2 separate regions of the Homo sapiens genome follow, and region 2 is linked to region 1. A link is an interaction called in ENCODE POLR2A ChIA-PET data of the cell type or tissue named here. Cell type or tissue: Panc1. All regions are shown on one strand. Each heading gives the region's core, and the rest is flanking DNA. Links, peaks and the distances in the headings are about the cores only. Region 1 overlaps HOXB-AS4 (HOXB cluster antisense RNA 4). Region 2 has its middle 31 kb from the start of HOXB1.

What was found. ChIA-PET counts read pairs that join two places held together with the same protein. Peaks named below come from ENCODE experiments on the same cell type or tissue, not always from the same donor. Only the 100,000 strongest peaks of a DNase experiment are listed, where the experiment ranks them.
Region 2: POLR2A ChIA-PET joins it to region 1 with 18 read pairs; 2 of 35 experiments call an interaction of 5 or more read pairs at or near these places.

The regions. Positions count from the first base shown.
Region 1 is chr17:48,633,280-48,641,279 of GRCh38, reverse strand. HOXB-AS4 (HOXB cluster antisense RNA 4) reads right to left here. Exons shown (of 2, transcript NR_046611.1): 2 at 6,348-6,729. It overlaps LINC03057 (long intergenic non-protein coding RNA 3057), which reads left to right. Exons shown (of 2, transcript NR_186590.1): 2 at 4,507-6,476. Among named protein-coding and RNA genes, the nearest start is that of MIR196A1, 4.7 kb to the right of the region's middle. RefSeq lists an enhancer at 1-54. In Panc1, for the core only: CTCF peaks have their summits at 4,368 and 4,626 (motif pointing left); no DNase peak of the experiment used is centred there; H3K27ac peaks cover 536 bases.
Region 2 is chr17:48,495,106-48,504,530 of GRCh38, reverse strand. No RefSeq gene overlaps it. Among named protein-coding and RNA genes, the nearest start is that of HOXB1, 31 kb to the left of the region's middle. In Panc1, for the core only: a CTCF peak has its summit at 3,261; no DNase peak of the experiment used is centred there; H3K27ac peaks cover 3,047 bases.

The sequences.
Region 1 (8,000 bases), core at 1-8,000:
AAAGCTCCATATTAATTTAATTAGAGACACAGAGACCTTGCATACTCCTTGTCTGCACAGGCAAATATGGAGGAGGTAGTGATTGGGTGTTGTGGCCTGACTGGTCTCAGTCTAAGAGTCCCCAGCACCTGTGACCTGGTTCCTGGTGTTCCAAGAAGTCCAGGTGACAGTATCTGTTCAACCTTGTGGAACAATAAATTGTTTGTCCTTTTAATTTGTCTTGTCAGATCCCCAAGTATATTACAATGCCTCCCTCTGCATTACATTTTTGGTTGGTTGTGTAAGAATGGTGGATGAGAGGTTCTTAACATTTTGGGGCCACTCCCTGATATGATAATTTAAATTTTGATGAACAATATTGATTCCCCTCTACCCAGAAAAAAAATGTGCGTATGTAGTACTCACCAAATCCCACAATTTCAGAGAGTTTCAGACTCCTCAGACACCAAGTTAACAACTACAATTTGGATAGATCAAAGGAGCTGGTGTCTGGGAAATGCCGAGGCCAAATATAGTCAGTTTACGTAGGTCTTCACCCTTTCTCTTGGCTGACATCTCCATTTTGCCAGGCCAGCCTTCACCTGTAAAAACACTCCGGTGGCAGTGTCCTCTCCCCACCATTACCTGTAGGGTCTGGGCTCCCAGTGGGAGTCAGTCTTTCCTTCCCAGCAGCTGGGAGCCTGAGAACGTGGGAAGAGCTTTGCTGGGGAAAGCTGATCTTAGACTGGCCAGCAGTTGGACCAGCAATGGAAGGAAATCAGGCTTAAGCAGCTTCCCAGGGACTAAAAACCATACCAGAACTCCTGGAAGGGAAGACTATCTGGAAACAGCCTCCTAACTAAAGCTGCCTATAAGTCAAGCAAATGGGGACTGGGCAATAGAATGTTCCTTTGTGTCCCTTATTGACTCACTTATTCCATTTCCTCAGGGACCCAGCTCTACTTGGGGCTGATTTAGCCAAGGTTAGAGGCTGGGGAATACCAAATGCTGAACTTAAAGGGGAAGGATTTGCTCCCTAATATTTTAGTAATCTTGTTTGTAAGAGATAAACAGCATGTGACCCCTGACTATCCTGGGGGACCTCCTAATTACGCCCAGCCTCTTGTGTTGTGGCCTGTTTAGACACAGAGTGTAAAGAAGGACTTAGCTCTTCTTTCCCGGCCTATTAAGTTTCCTGGCCATCTCCCCACATGTGTGAATTGACCAAGCTAGATCTCCCAGGAGAAAAATCAGGCTTCTTTGGGGTCTGGGAAGTAAAAAGAAACTTCCTTTTTCAAGGACTATGTTAAGACAAATTAGGAGAACTGGAAATTATCTGGCTAATTGTACCCTCCCCCTCCATACATACTTACACTCCAAACCCAAGCCCTCCTGGCTGCTCCTCAATTGTCTATACATTTCAAACAAATGTGACTTGGCACAGGAAAGACTCCAACTCATTTCTAGTTGCCCCTCTCTGTGCTGCACAACCACCACCCACCTGCCCAGCAGTTCGAGGCTGTGACAAGAAGCCAATGGTTGGCTAATAGTATTCAGACCCCTGCCTGAAAATACAAAGAAAAAAATAAACAATTCTCTTCTTGGGACAGCTTAAACTGGATAATCTTGGCTGTGAAAACCTGACCTAAATGCTTTTAATCAGAGCAGAAGAAATATATGCTCATTTGCTCCCTACTTTACTAATTAAAGAAAGCTAATTGGTGTTCTCAGAAACTTCCAACTGAGGGTCAGGAGCCTCTAGCCATCTCTTTGCCTGCCCCACCCCTCCCTGCACTGGGCCATCTGCACCATGGAGTTGGCCTTTTTCTGATAGACAATTAGAAGGGGGTGCTCCCGACCTTCTGGCTCCGCCCCTGCACTAGGACTTGGCCCTGAAAAGGCAGTGCTGCTATTGGCCAGAAGTTCTTGCCCAGCAGGCTTGTCTTCCTTCTTGTGTCCTGGACTTGTTTCTAGGAGCCAAGACCTCTTGCTGGCTGCCACATCGGCACTGCCAACCGGTGGGGTGCAGCCCTGCTGAAGCCCCAGAGCTCAGCCCAGTGCTGGGCACATAGTAGGCGCTCAGGAAATGATTGCTGAATGTGGAATGAAAGTCCCCAGCAGGCAAAAGGCTGTGACTTCTGTTAGTGGGGTGGTGGTCCTCTGGGGCGAGTGTATGGAGAACTTCAAGGCCTCCTCCTGGCTGCCCAGGAAGTAGGTAAGACCTGATTTTTGTCAAGCGTTTCTTAGATGTTTTGTTTAATTCCAGCTTCGTGGCCCCCTATTTCTTGTCTACCCATTTTCTAAGGCAGGACCGTGCTCACCACAGCAAAGGGAAATAACTCCTTGAAAAGCCAAAGGAATACAAGCCACCACTTCTCAGACCTTTCCCCTATGAGATCCAGATACTACAGGCTAAAGGGAGTTTGAACCTGAAATGAGCCAGATAATTGCCCCAATTCTCTGTACCTTATTGAAGAGGTAGTTACAGGCCAAGGGGTCCAAGGGGCCTCACTTTTATAGACATTGCTCTAAGTCAAAAGAATACATTATACATATACAGCTGAGACACACACCCTCCGTCCTAGGCTGGCTCTCTGTGAACAAAGCAGGTTTCCTCCTTGCCACTCACCCCCACCCCCCATACCACTTTCCCCCTCCTCTTTTCTCTTCGTCCTCCTCCTTATTATTAATAGTTACTATTTACTAAATGCTGCCTGTGCACCTGGTATTGTGCTAAATGCTAGACACATAGTACATCATAGTACATTAATTAATCCTTACATCAACTTTAAGAGTTAAGACACCAGATTTTACAGATGCAGATACTAAGAGTTACTTTTCAAGCATGAAGCACGTGTGTGTGTGTGTGTATGTGTGTATGTGAGAGAGAGAGAGAGAGATACAGGCAGATCTGAGTGCTCAAGTGTTATAAAGATAGAAATAAAGAAAATTGAGAATGCGGAGATCTTAAAGTTTTGAAATATAGATGCTTTAAAAGGATGCAGATAATTCCTCCTGCCCTAAAGTGAACAAAGAAGTGAGGCAATTAACTGGCTAATTCCAAGACCCAAATGCTTTCCCTTGAAATGGGCAGATAATGAGGCTGACAGTATGTTCGCAGTTGAATTCGCCTGATGTTGCTCCATTTTTTTCCCTAACTTTAGCGAATCCGTTGGGCAATCACAGTGAGATGCACAGACGTCACCCCAGACGTGCACATATTCACACACACACTCACACACAGGAATGCTGACACATACAGACCCGACTTTATTCTGCCTCTACAGTCTTTTATGACTCAGCCTCCAGAATGAAAATAGGGGTTGGAGCGAAATAATGTGTCCGAGGGTGCAGCTGCTCCAGATGTGCGCTGGGTAATTAGGCATCCTCAAGAGCTCCTGCCCGGCTGGGAAATGCACCTCTTGTGGGACTGTAGACCCCAGCAGGCGCCCCATCATAGTCTGCCCCATAGTAGGTGCCTGTCCTTTGCTGCCTGGTCCCAGCAGCCCGTCCCTCCTCTTGTTGCCTTCCTCCTCCGCAGGTGATTCTCTGGCTCCTCTGTTTTAGGAATAACTTTGCAGAAATGTCTCTCAGAGGGCTCTGCAGTATAAAATGGCATCTCTGCCACAGGGGAAGGGGAAGAGGGACCCTGGTTTCTCCTATCCTGCTCTTCCTAGGCCCTGGACGTTTCTGAGGGGCTCATTCCAGAACAAGACCTCTCTTTCCTTGCTCCACAAGAATTTAACAAAGAGGCCCTATTTGGGCCAAGAAGGAGAGTGGCCTGACTGGCCCTAACCCCCCTCGTTTGGGGGCTGTGGAGCAGTCCTGCTGCTGGCAGCTTCTCTTAGTTGTTGAGTCTCTTTCACAAAGCATTCACACTTCACAACTTCCCTTTCCAGTAGGTCTTCATCTGGGCACCTCGGGGCCTAAGGCACTTGGCCAGGGTCATGCAGCTAGGGACGTCATAAGTGAGGAGTTGGCATTTCTTGGAAGAGGGGGCTGGATTTGCCCTGGCTTTGAATCCTGTACTGGCTGTCCCTATATCCGCCTCTAGTTTTCTTATGGGCCTCCCCAAATTTGAAACCCAAGAAACGCCAAACTTCCAACATAGAAAACACCAAAAAGCTGCCTTTCTGGAGATGAATTTTGCTTACAAGAAAGACACGTTTGGAGGGGGTGAATGGTCGTGGTAATTTGGGGTAAAGAACATTCCACTTGGAATAGAGGGCTCCTCCTCCAGCCCTGCTTCACCACTTTTAATAGCTGCTCCGATCTTGGGCTAATCACTTAATTCCTTCGGACCTCAGTGTCTTCTTTTGCAAGCTGGGGGAGGGGTTTAAAGATGCTGGCGCTGCCCTCTAGCCGGCTGCTGGGGACATCAAAGGAGATTCGGGCTGTGGAAGGCTCCCTAGCGTCGGAGATGGAGTTAGGAGGTAAGGGCCAGGGGGTGGGAGCGGATGGGGCCTTGATTAGCTGTGGATTTCTGTCCCAGCGCACTCATTTAACCGTGTTTCTCTTGGTTGGCAGAGGGCGCCAAAGGCGACGTGCCGGCCGCCAGCTCCAGGCCGAGCCCCGAGCGCCTGCAGGAACACGCCCCTTCACCCGGCGCGGGACGCAGAGCTGCGAGAGAATCTTGTTCAGCGCGGACTCAACGCCAGGGCGCCGCCTAGAGGTTGGTCTCTGTCTCGGCCTCACCCGCCGGGAGACCACAGAGCTGCTTCCCCAGCCGCCCGCCGCCAGAAATTGGAAAAAAAAAAAAAAAAAAAAAAAAAATCCAGCTGGGGTCTAGGAACTCGGCTTCTGGCACCTCTGAATTCTCCGAGACTGTCTCCTCCCTCCCCGCCTGTAATGAACCCTGTGAAGGGAGACAGGCCAGGAAGTCCCAGAAATATTTATTCTTGTGACTCTCACAAAATGGAAAAGGGTCTCAATTTTTGTTTCTTTAAGGAACTTGTGTTCTGCGTCTGTGTCTACACTGCCTCCTCTCACCAACCAAATTGTCTAGCCCCCCTCCAGTTACGCTAGAACTCTGCTTTATCTTCAAGGAAGAAAGGGAGTGGGGAGAAGTTACCTCTAAACCCTCCAGCATGGCCATCAATTTTCTGAATAATTTGGAGGTCAACATGCTTTTGGAAAAGTGTTTGGAAAACGTTTGGGGGTGAAAAGAAATGTTGCCTAACTGGCCTTTACTCACGGAGTGACCATCATCTCAGCTAGTTAGTGTATGAGCGGCACCAGCACCCCGGCCATGGGTGTCTGTGCTGAGCCTCTGAAAGTTGACTTATCCTTTGGGGAGCCCTCGGAAAGACACAGCTGGTATCTATGGGAATGGCTTTGGGGTGTCCTTTGGCACCATACAGATAATTTTGTTTTTTTAATTGGAATCCATGGCCTGGGTTCTTGGGATGGGGGTAGGGGGAAGCCACAAAGCCCCTGGAAATGTATGCAAAACATATGGGTGTGCAGGTGCATCATCCTAAGGCTATGGCCTCTTCAGTTTTTCCAAAGAGTCTAAGACTATAAAAGGTTTCCATCTCCTTTTCTCAGCCAGGGAGCCACAGAGACCCAGGCCAGCAGTAGGCTGGGAGCCAGCACACCGGCCCCCACCAGGTGCCCGGTAGGGGATGGGTAATAACACTCTTGAATGGTCTGGAAACTGCTGGCCCCTCAGTCCTGCCGTCCTCCCAGAGGGAAATCCTAATAGAAGAAGTGACAGCCAGTAGCTGCCATCTCAGTATTTTGAATGAAAATATAACATGATAAAGAGCAAATGAGGGAGGCTGGAGGGGCCTCCCCATGCAAATACTGGAATATGAATGTTGGCCAGAAATAAGATACTTCCTGCCCTCCAGCTGTTAAAGAGCTCCCCAATTCCTCCCTTTTGGTGCTAGGAAGGGGCCAGAGGGCACTGCCCCCAGACCACCACCCACCTCTGGAGAGCTGGGGCCGAGTGGGACTGCCTGCAGCAGAGTTAACCCTTCAGAAAATTCAAAACCTATACTGCCTAGTATTTTCCCTGCCCGTTTATTTTTTAATCAGATTTTTAAAATATCCAGCAGCACTTTGGTGCCTTTTCTTGGGGTTGGGGAGTGGGGTTATCTATGTGTGTATCTATGGGAAGGTGGGTGCCTTCAGTGCACTAAACCCCCTCTTGGGCCTGCAGCTGGACCTCACTCCTGTACCTGAACACTCTGCCTGAGCCTGAGCTAATCTTAGCCATCCATTGTGTCTCAAAACTGTTTTGGAGGTGAATAACTGTGAGGCAGGATGGAGAACCTTTTGCTCTCCCATCCAGAAGGGCACCTAACCAGGCCCCTGGAGCAGACAAAAGGAGCAGGAAGTCAATCACTTCGATCCCAGTTCTCTGAAGCCCAAGAAGAAAACGGATTTTCCTTCGTTTTGGTTCGGAGGCCTAGTAGAGAATTTGGATTCCACCAAGTTCTCTTTTTTCAAAAAAAGTAAACGGTCCAGAGCAGACAAAAACTGTGGAAACTTGAGGCCTGGGTAGTAGTGGTTTTGTTTGATTTTGAGGCTTTAAAGAGATAAGGAGACGGTGGTGGAGCTCCGCCACGCCGCGTGGCTCTCACTTCCACGCCGAGGAAGACCGACCGGCCCCTAGGTTTATCCTCTGGGAGCCCCCGGCCCAATCAGCCCCCTTCAGGCCTTGGGAGTCACCCCGAGTCTTATCTTCTGTCCCCTTCCAGCAAGTACCCGGCAATAAACGGGCAGGGCTGGGCAAAGGTCTGGCCGCTAGAAACGGAAAAGGAAAGAGAAAAGTAAAGTTAAACAAAAAACAAAAACAAAAAACCCTTGGGTCGGGCGCGGTGGCTTACGCCTGTAATCCCAGCACTTTGGGAGGCCGAGGAGGGTGGATCACGAGGTCAGGAGTTCAAGATCAGCTTGGCCAATATTGTGAAACCCCGTCTCTACTAAAAATACAAAAATTAGCCGGGCGTGGTGGCGGGCGCCTGTAGTTCCAGCTACTCGGGAGGCTGAGGCAGGAGAATCGCTTGAACCGGGAGGCGGAGGTTGCAGTGAGCCGAGATCGCGCCACTGCACTCCAGCCTGGGTGACACAGCAGGACTCTGTCAAAAAAAAAGAAAAAAGAAAAAACCCGCTTTCAGCGGAAAGATGCAAAAAATGGAGGCCACCGGGCGTGGTTGGGAGAGCCTGGGCTTTCGCAAGGAAGCGCCAGGGAGCCCAGTTCTGCTCTAGCGAGAAGCAGGGAGCCTCATCCCAAGCCCGGCGGGCCGAGCCGATCATAGGGTCTGCGCGGGGCTCTGTGGATTTTCCGTGTAGGCGGCGGCTTCCAGTCTCTGCCGGGCGCGGGCTGGGTCAGCGCCGACTCCTCCGAGAGAAGAGCGCGCCTGGCGGCCGGTTCGGCGGAGGCCAAGTCCCGGGGGCTGGGGCTGCTTCTCTCCACGCGGACAAAGTGTGCGGGCAAAGAAAGGGGCCGAGGCGGGTGCTTCTGCCGCTCGTAAATTTGTTTCCCCTTCCTTTTAATCCGCCCCCGGACGTCTTTCTTTTCAGGACAGGAGGGGATGTAAACCGTTTGAAGTTCATCAACACGGTGAAGTTTTATTGTATTTCCGGTCCCCAAGATTTATACCCGGGAGGGGGAGCGGGCGGCCAGGTGGACTCCCTCGCTACCTCGGACTTCCCTGCCGGACACGTGGCCACTCGGACCCTCGCTTCTGGGCGAGGGCGGGAGGGAGCCTGGACTGGGCCGCGGCCGCTGGCTCCGCACCTTCCGACGGCCGCGCACTGCCGGCACCGCCGCCGCCCAGGTAAGTCCGCCGCCGCCCTCGGCCTGCACAGCTGCGTTTTTGCGATGGGTGCGGGTGTGAGCGTGAGCACCTGTGAGCAGGCGGGTGTCTGGAGAGGCAGAGGTGAGGAGCGGGCACGTTAGGGGGCCAAGGACCCAGACCGAAGGTCAGGAAGGAGGAAGCAAATTTGTTCTCTGTGTCCCAATCCCAGTCCTTAGCCTCTCAGTCCTTATTCTGCGAAGATTCGGAATGAAT
Region 2 (9,425 bases), core at 1,426-9,425, 140 kb after region 1:
TGTAATCTCAGGTTGAGGAACCTGGCATCCATCTACCACCTGAGCACAGGGGTCATGGTAATTTTTTCAGCTCCTGCAAGCGAAACCTCTGTCAAAGGAGTAGGGGAGGCAGGTGGAGTGGGGTGGGGAGAAGAGAACTACCTTTGAAAGGGATTTAGGTTCCATTTCTCTTCATGGATTTATAGAGCACTAACTTTTGGTGGGCAACCTCTTTGCCCTTAATTGGCCCTAACCTGGCCAAGGTGAAAGGACACCAAAAATTTGAGGTGGGAGCTAGGATGCCCCCACCTTAAGTCCTGCATGATTGCAGCCAAGCCCAGCACTGGCTAGGTCTCTCCCTTCTGTAGCAGCAGCCTTCTCAAACTAGTGGGAAGAGCTTTGGGCTGTTATCTGATGCAGTATCAAATATTTAGCTGGAGAACTTTCAGAGTGCTTCAGGGACGCAGGGAACTGTTTAGATATCAGATTCTCTCCTGCCAGGTCAGGCAAACCCCCTGGTGACGAATGGCTGTGTTTCCTCAAGCATCCTTCCCAGCAGTGAGCTATCTTGTGCGCCCTTTAACTCTCTGTCCAGCTGAGAGGCCCCAGGCCTGCAGAAGCTGTTCTTCTAATCCTCATCTCAGGCTCAAGCTGCTGCAGTGGGCGATGGAAGATTGTTTACAGAAGATGAAGGCTCACTGCCTCGCACCTGGTTTCTGTCTGGCCCACACTGATGGGGATGAAGGATACTTCATTTATCTCAGCCTCTCTTCTCAGGCAGCTCCTGCTGTCATGGCAAGCTTGGGCCAGTGTTTCATTCCCTGATAAGCAGCTTTCTAAAGAGCCGGGGAGAGCCACTTACGGGCTTTACATACCTCTCTTGAGCCCCCATCCCAGTTACCAGGGGCAGCAGGGCTGGATGGGGTGAGGGCTGCTGAGGTTTTATATCAAGGGGTCAAGTGAGACTTGCTTTCCAGCTATCTGGTGTGCAGGGTGTTTCGCTCTTTCTCTATTTACAGATTTTGGAAACAGGTAGTCAAATAATTCATCTGTCCTTCTTGCCTTTGGAGAATTAAGAGAGAAGGGGTGTCTGCTTGGCAGAGGGCATCAGAGACAAACCTTGTTTTATGATGGAGGGGGACGGATAGACGAAGAGAAAGGCCCACTGGGACAGAAGTAGCATTCTAGAAGGATGCACTTGGAAGTGGAGAGTGAGGAAGCCCCCTCCCTAAAAGCCTCTAAAGATAAAGTTAATGATAACAACATTTATGGGGTGCTTACCATGCACCCAAGCCCTGTGCTAAGAACTTGATCTCATTTAATCCCAAGAAATAAATACTCTTATTATATCCATTTAACAGATGAGGAAATAGAGGCTTAGAGGGATTAAGTATACAGCTTGTAAGATGACAAGCTGAAATGTAAACGTGGAATAGCCTGGCTCCAGGGCCCCAAACCCTTAACAACTGTGCTCTAGTAGAGAGACATACCATGGGCAGCTGAGTCTGAGGGTACAGAGTTCTGTGGACTCCGGTTTGAGTTTAGAGTTGCTCAGCGGACCGAGTGTCAAACTGTCCCTAGCCCTTTCCTTATGCAGTCTCACAACATCAAATCCTGCTACTTACAGAGGTCCAGGATCCTGACACATCCACTCCTCCCCTTTCTACCCCTTGAGAGGCAAGCAGTTATGAACTTGAGGCAAGGAACAATTGCCCTCTGAGGGAGGCTTCTTCAGTTTCTTCTAAAATTTCCTTGTTGAGTTAGCAACAATAAATGTTTTCCACATGTCCAGCCACGCTGGGCATGGTGGCTCATGCCTGTAATCCCAGCACTTTGGGAGGCCAAGGTGAGAGGATTGCTTGAGCCCAGGAGTTCTAGACCAGCCTGGGCAACATAGTGAGATCTCGTTTCTACAAAATAAACAAACAAAACCCAAACACTTCCAGCCAAGAAACTCAAAAAGTGGCACAGCGACCCCCTTCACAGTCTTACTCTTCCTAGGTCTTTGCCAGTGCAGGCTTTGAGCCCAGCCACCTTCTGGCCAAACTGTTCACTCTCCCTCAGCCACAAGTCTACCCTCCAATGTAGGCATGCACTGTGGCTGGTTTCTCTCCTGGGGGAAAAGAGGGCTGTGGGGGCTTACAGACCAGTGTGAGATCTCTACCTGCTTTTGCTTGATGACATCCTGGGTGCTTGAACCTGGAGTGAGGCAGCAACTCTAAGGGGTCATGGATCAAGCAGATAGCAAAGGGTAAGTGTGAATTGGACCCTCAGAGAAGCTGAATTTGGAGATGGGCTTTGAGGGTTTGGGGCTGACAGCTTTTGGAGTTTTGAAGAGGCAGATTTCCATTAAAAAAACATTTCTCCTTTACTTGGCTAAATCCACTTGCTGTCTCCCACCTTCCTGGGAAAAGTCAATAACCCTTTGGAAATGAATTCCAATAGTAGATATGGTGGTGGTACTCTTCCAATAGAGTAGGAAGTTGATCATCTCTGTTATTGGAGTCTACTCCAAATAGTTGAATGATGCACTGATGCTCTAGGAAGGTGCCACCTCCCTCCTGAGACAGGTGTCTTAAGTTGTTTGGATAAGTCACTGACCTGTCCTGAACTGAAGGAATACTGAGCCTGGCCAGAGAATGGATCTTTCCCCTGTTCACAGGCTGGGCCTTTAAGCCCAGGCAGACACACCTGTTGTGCTGATGATCTTGGAGAACCAGGCAAGAGAGCATGGATGGCACAGTGTGATACATCCTGACCATCTGACTATCCTGCGGAGCGGTCTGGAACATCTTCATTTTTAAAGCTGGTTGTGATCATGAGAACGGCATGAAGAAGGACTGAAGACCTCACTTCAGGGCCCAGGAAGGACTGGTCCAGGACTCAGGAGGTGTGTGTTGTATTCTTGACGCTTTCACTGAGTTGCTGTGGGATATTAAGAAAGTCTTACCATCCCTGGGCCTCCCCTTCTGGAATACAGAAGTTCATCCCATTCCCCATCGTGAGAATGTGACATGGACAAGGACAAATGGCATCACTTAAAATACATGTCACCTACATTCAAGGCAAGGCGGCTTTGATAAAGGTAAGTCCATGTCTCTTCTCTCCACCTCCTCCACTGAGCTCTAGGCTGCTTCTTTCTGGGAGCAGTCAAATCAGTTCAGAGGACCTCACTGTCTGCAGGGCAGAAAGCATTGACAGGAGGGCTTCTAGCTTCTTTCCTACAATTGCAGCTCCTATCTGACCCCTTGAGGACAGATAGTTGGAGACAAGGGGAGATTGAGGTTGGGGGAGAGAGAGGACGCTCTGTTTTACACCCTTCCAACCTGACGCCACCAGGGCTGGGATGGTGACAGGCCCTGGACTCAGCGTTCAGAGCAGCTGACTCCGTGGACAAGAAGCAGATAAACTGCACCAGGTCTCTTAATGAACCCAGCGCCAGCTTCAGATAAACTGTCGCCACTTACTCCTCCCCGCCCTCCTTCAGGAAAGACTCCGCTTTGCATCAGCTATGGGCTTGGAGCAGAAGCTGAGATCTCAGTGCTGGCTGCTCTCCAGGGAAGTTCTGGAGGGAGCAGAGACTTCAGGGAACTCTGATGAGAACCTTGATTCCTCTTAACTCCAGCTGAACCCAAGTCTCCAGGACCAATGACAAGCAGAAAACTCACAACTGTCTGAAAAACACAGGTAAAAACCACTAGGGCATGTTAACTTAAAAAAAAACTATGTGTTTTATTTACTTTCTTGCTTTTTACTACTTTTCTTCACTTCATATTGCCTTTGACTCACACATTCTTTCCATCCACACGAGCGGTATGTACATTACAAGCAGGCAAATTCTACTTAGCAAAGTGGAGAGCCCCATCCCAGATCAGCAGGACAATGGCAAAGATAAGACCAAAATCTGAGAATCCTGCCTCCCATCCAGGGATGTTGCATTATAGTATTTCCCCCTCCCGTTTATCTCAATAATTGCCTTAATTATATGTTTTGTCTTGGCCCTTGGAGGCCTGGCCATGCAGGCTCTAAGGAATGGATCATCTCTTTGCAGGCGACTGGGACAAACAGATTTAAGCTCATTTCTTCTAGGTTGTACATTGTTAGGATAATCCCATGAGTTCATAAGAGTTATACAAATGTTAACTAATTAATATTCCTATGGGTGTGAGTAAGTCGTCATTTGTATTCGGGAAGTGAAGAAACCTGTTCTGAAGGCATTTGGGAAAGAGGAAGATGTTTCAGTGCCCAGAAGCAGGTTGAAGTGACCTCAAAATTGTCTTCAAACACTTGGAGAAGGCCCAGGGCAGGGGAGGATTTGCAGTCTCCACCCTCAAGCATATCTGTTCTAACAGTTTTAAGATTCCAAGGGAATGTGGCAGGAGACAGTTACAGTGGGATGGATATGATCTGGCAGGATCAAAGCCTGTCTGATCTTTATCTCAATGTTTTACATCCAGGGTAAATGTTTTTAACTGAAAGAGATAGGAAAAATTTTTGACCTAGCTGCTGTGTTTGGATAGATTGGTATTATTCTCTAATGGTTTCACCTAAATAAGCAAATACCATGACATAAATTTCTTCTGTTGACCACACTGGCTGTTTAACACAGCTCTAGTGACTTCATGGGGCTGAATGAGTTTTCGATGTTTACTTAGCTGGTGGGCCTAATCAGTGTCATCATCTTTTTCATATGACCAGTGAACAGTCCATAGCTTGCTACTCAAAGCGTGATCCACAGGCCATCCTTAGCAGCATCTCCTGGGAGCTTGTTAGGCCTGCACGCTGGGCTTGGTGGCTCATGCCTGTAATCCCATCACTTTGGGAGGCTGAGCGGGGAGGATCACTTGAGCCCAGGAATTCAAGACCAGCCTTGGCAACATAGCAAGACCTCATCTCTACAAATAATAATTTAAAAATATTAGCTGGATGTGGTGGCACAGGCCTGTAGTCCTAGCTACTCTGGAGGTTGAGGCAGGAAGATTGCTTGAGCCTAGGATGTCGAGACTGCGATGAACTGTGATCGCACCACTACACTCCAGCCTGGGCAACATAATGAGACTTCATCTCAAAAAAACAAACAAACAAAAAAGAAGTGCAGAATCTCAGATCCACCCAGACTTACTGACTCACAGTCTGCAATTTAACAACATCCCCTGATGATTCATATGTACATTAAATTTGGGAATCACTGGTCCATATTACATTATCTCACTTGATTCTTCTACCTATGAGGTAGACAGGGCACTTTTTTTTTTTTTTTTAGGTGGAGTCTTGTTCTGTTGCCCAGGCTGGAGTGCAGTGGCATGATCTTGGCTCACTGCAACCTCTACCCACCCAGGTTCAAGCAATTCTCCTGCCTCAGCCTCCCAAGTAGCTGAGATTACAGGTGCCTGCCACCATGCCTGGCTAATTTTTGTATTCTTAGTGGAGACAGGGTTTTACCATGTTGGCCAGGCTGTTCTCACACTCCTGACCTCAAGTGATCCGGACAGGGCAAGTATTTTTATTTCGAATTCATATAATTGGAAACCAAGGCTCGGAGGTCAGGCGACTTGCCCATGCTCACACAACTAAACGGAGAGGTTGGAATCTGAGCCTAGCTCTTTTGACTCCAGATGCCAAGCTCTGCCTACTATGCCATTATTCAGAAGTGGAGACAAAGTAGCTGACTTGATGCAAATGTGTTATCCTGAGACATGACCTCTTTGTGCTGCTGATTGTGTTTCTCACCTGAAGTAGTGTTAAGAAGCTTTCTGAAAGAGGATAAGCTATAATGATGAATTCAGTTCTCCCTTCAGTCCTTTTTTTTCCCCCAGCCACCTAACAGCATCTCTAACCCTGGCCAAATACTACACAAGCACGGGCTGTTAGCAATAATTGCCAGCACCTGTCACAGTGCCTGGCATTTAGTAGGCACTCAACACATGTTTGTTGAGCCAAATAGAATTACCTAGCATTAGCAAAAGCTCTCAGTCTGATTACCAAGGCACACTGGTAAAGAAGCGTTCTGGGTCTTCGTGACTTCTCTCTCTAGTCCTGCAGAAACATTGAAATTACAGGTCCTCCAGACAAGAATTAGTGACACCATCTTTTTAACTCGAAGGACAGATTTTCAAAACAAATTCTATTGTCTCTGTCTCTCTGTGTCCTGAGCAGGGCTCAAGCCAACAGCTGCAAAAGCCTGAAGTTGATGAGTGTGGAATTTACATGCTTACACTGGAAAACAGGCTCTGCTGCATTTTCTTTGACTGGAAGCAGGAAGTGTGGGAAAAGTCAAGCGCATTGACTGAATCCAGTTTGGAGCCAGGGGTCAGCAGAAGGAGATTGTTGGGTGGCAGTAACTGTGGACTGCCTGTTAACATCCGCTAATGTTTGGGGTTCTCTCTGAGATTTTTGATGGGAAAAACCTGAAGTTAACCAGGCAGGGGATCTCAGTGCATCAAACGGACACAGGGCTGAATGGGAAATGCCTAGTTTTCTTTGCTCCCTTCCCCAAGAGGGCAGAAATGAAGGAAAGTTCTGAGGAGAGTTGAATTATTATGCTGCAAGAAGTTTTCTGAAGATCTGCGTTATGAAGATGGATCCCATTAGTAAATTTGACAGCTATTCCACTCCTCCTTGCATTTTAGCATCTCAAGCCAAAATATAAATGAAAGGAATACACTATATCTCAAAGGAAGCTATCAATCCTTACCCTCCCTGAGTGGGCACAATTTGGGGGTTCTTCTACTTAGGTTGGGCTGGTTTTGCTGCTTTACCCACATACTCTCATCCAACACTCTTTGTGTCTGGTGAAGTCTGTGAGCCATCAGACAGAGAAGTCTATAATTTTATCTTCCTTTGTGCGCATCAGACCCTACGCTGCAGAGTGAGGGAAGCCTATGTGCAACAAGACACAATGTGGCCTTTGATCATATGAAGATTGGAGAGGCTTGGTTCATCCTTGCCCAGCTTCTTTGGAAATCAGCACAATGACATTTTCCCTTCTATATAGTGATCTGGGTAGGCAGGGATAATACAATATAATATAGTATAGTATAATATAGTATAATATAAATGACTTTTTTCCTTCTATATAATGATCTGGGCAGGCAGGGATTCAAGTCTTCTGATATGGGTGGGAGAAAGCCCTCCCTTTGTCCTTACCCTGCTCAACTTGTTTTGGCCAGGAAATCTAGCCTTGGGATTTTCTAAGAGTTAGATCAGAAAGGAAGAGAGTACTAGGCTGGGAGTAGTGGCTTACGTCTGAGACATACTAGGCAGGAAGTGGTGGCTTATGCCTGTAATCCAAGCACTTTGGGAAGCTGAGACGGGAGGATCACTTGAGCCCAGGAGTTTGAGACCAACCTGGGTAGCATAGTGAAACCCTGACTCATTTATTTAACTTAAAAAAAAATTAAAATAAGAGAGTACCAGCTTCAGGGTATATCTATTAGATATGTCAGTTTCCAGGGGTTGTTTGCAGGGATGTATAACCCCATTCCTATTCCCTTTAATTTAGCTGGTTTTTCGTCTCATAGCATTGCTGGGGGCAGGTAGGTTTCTTTCCCTTCCTACTATTCCACCCACTCAGATCTTCTACTCCAAGCTATTTGTAAGCTCATTCATTCATCCAACACATATGGGACACCAATAGCGTGCAGAGCACCACATAGGCATGGGAGAGAACTGACCACTTCTTCCTTGGCACCCCAGTGTTCCCTATGCAGACTTCTGTCACAAACCTAACAGCATTTTATTGCATTTATTTGATATGTCTTCAGATATCTCCCTTTAAAAGACAATACACAGCTGAGGGAAGGAATTGTACTAGTATTTTTTTTTTTTTTTTGAGACGGCGTCTGGCTCTGTCACCCAGGCTGGAGTGCAATGGCGTGATGTCAGCTCACTGCAATCTCCACCCCCCGGGTTCGAGCGGTTCTCCTGCCTCGGCCTCCTAAGTAGCTGGGACTACAGGCGCCCGCCAGCATGCCCAGCTAACTTTTTTTAAAAATATTTTTAATAGAGACGGGGTTTCACCATGTTGGCCTGGATGGTCTCGATCTCCTAACCTCGTGATCTGCCCGCCTCGGCCTCCCAAAGTGCTGGGATTACAGGCATGAGCCACCGTGCCCGGCCTAGTATTTGTTTTTATCCTAAGTGTCTAGCCAGGGTCTGGTATATGGGAAATATTCAGTATATGTTGACTAAATGGAATGAACACAGAAGGTTGAGAGGACAAGGACGAATTAATCAGAGAGATCCATGTTTTGGAAAGAAAATAGATCTAAGTTTTTCTTCTGAGTATCTTGGGCTTAGGGAAACTTTCAAAATAATCCTGGGTTTGGAAATTTGACCTCTTCAACCTTGACATTGCTACAGCCTCAGTGTGGTTGCTGGGCTGTTAATAGTGTCACAAAGATATTTGACAGGACTGAGGACAGCTGATATGTCATCATTTTGAGCACCACATAGGGCATTTATCAGTGATAGAATATTGCTTAGAAACTGCTGCAGCAATGCATTTTGTTAGTTGATTTGTAAAATTATTAATATACCTAACTGTTCATATTTTTCTGTGCATTTAAAAGACACTTTATTAAGGTATAATTGACACACAAAAAGCTGAACATATTTAATGTGTACAACTTGATTAGTTGTATATTTGTGAAGCCTTCACCACAGTCAATGCCATAAACATATCCACACCTCCAAAAGTTTGTGTGCATTCTTGAACAGAGCCATCAAATGTTAAAAGTGAAAATACTATAGAAGGGAGTTTGCCCCTTTCTTTTTACAAATGAGGAATGGGAGCCCAGAGACTGAGCAAGGGTGTATTACCAGCTAATGGAAGAGCTGGGATTAGAATCAAGGCCTCCCAATTCACAATAAAGGCTTAGAAACCAGGGAGAAGATGGCAGTGGCTGTGTAAGAGTTACTTCTCTCTTATTCAGGGGACTTGAGCATTTTTTCCTAGTTCCTATACACAGAGGCATTCCTTTCTCTTTCTCTCTCTCTTTTTCCTTCCTTCCTTCCTTCATTTATTTCTATTCCTAACATTTAGAGTATGGGATACTTATGGTGTAGCAGGAAAGAGTTTATACACATTCTCTCATTTAATCTTTTTATTTTGAGATGGAGTTTCGCTCTTATCACCCAGGCTGGAGCACAATGGCACCATCTCGGCTCACTGCAACCTCCACCTCCTGGGTTCATGCCATTCTCCTGCCTCAGCCTCCTGAGTAGCTGGGATCACAGGCATCTGCCACCATGCCCAGCTAATTTTTGTATTTTTAGTAGAGACAGGGTTTCACCAAGTTGGCCAGGCTGGTCTCGAACTCCTAACCTCAGATGATCCACCTGCCTCAGCCTCCCAAAGTGCTGGTATTACAAGCATGAGCCACCATGCCTAGCCCTCTCATTTAATCTTCACTACAACCCTATGAAGTAAACATAATAATAACAAC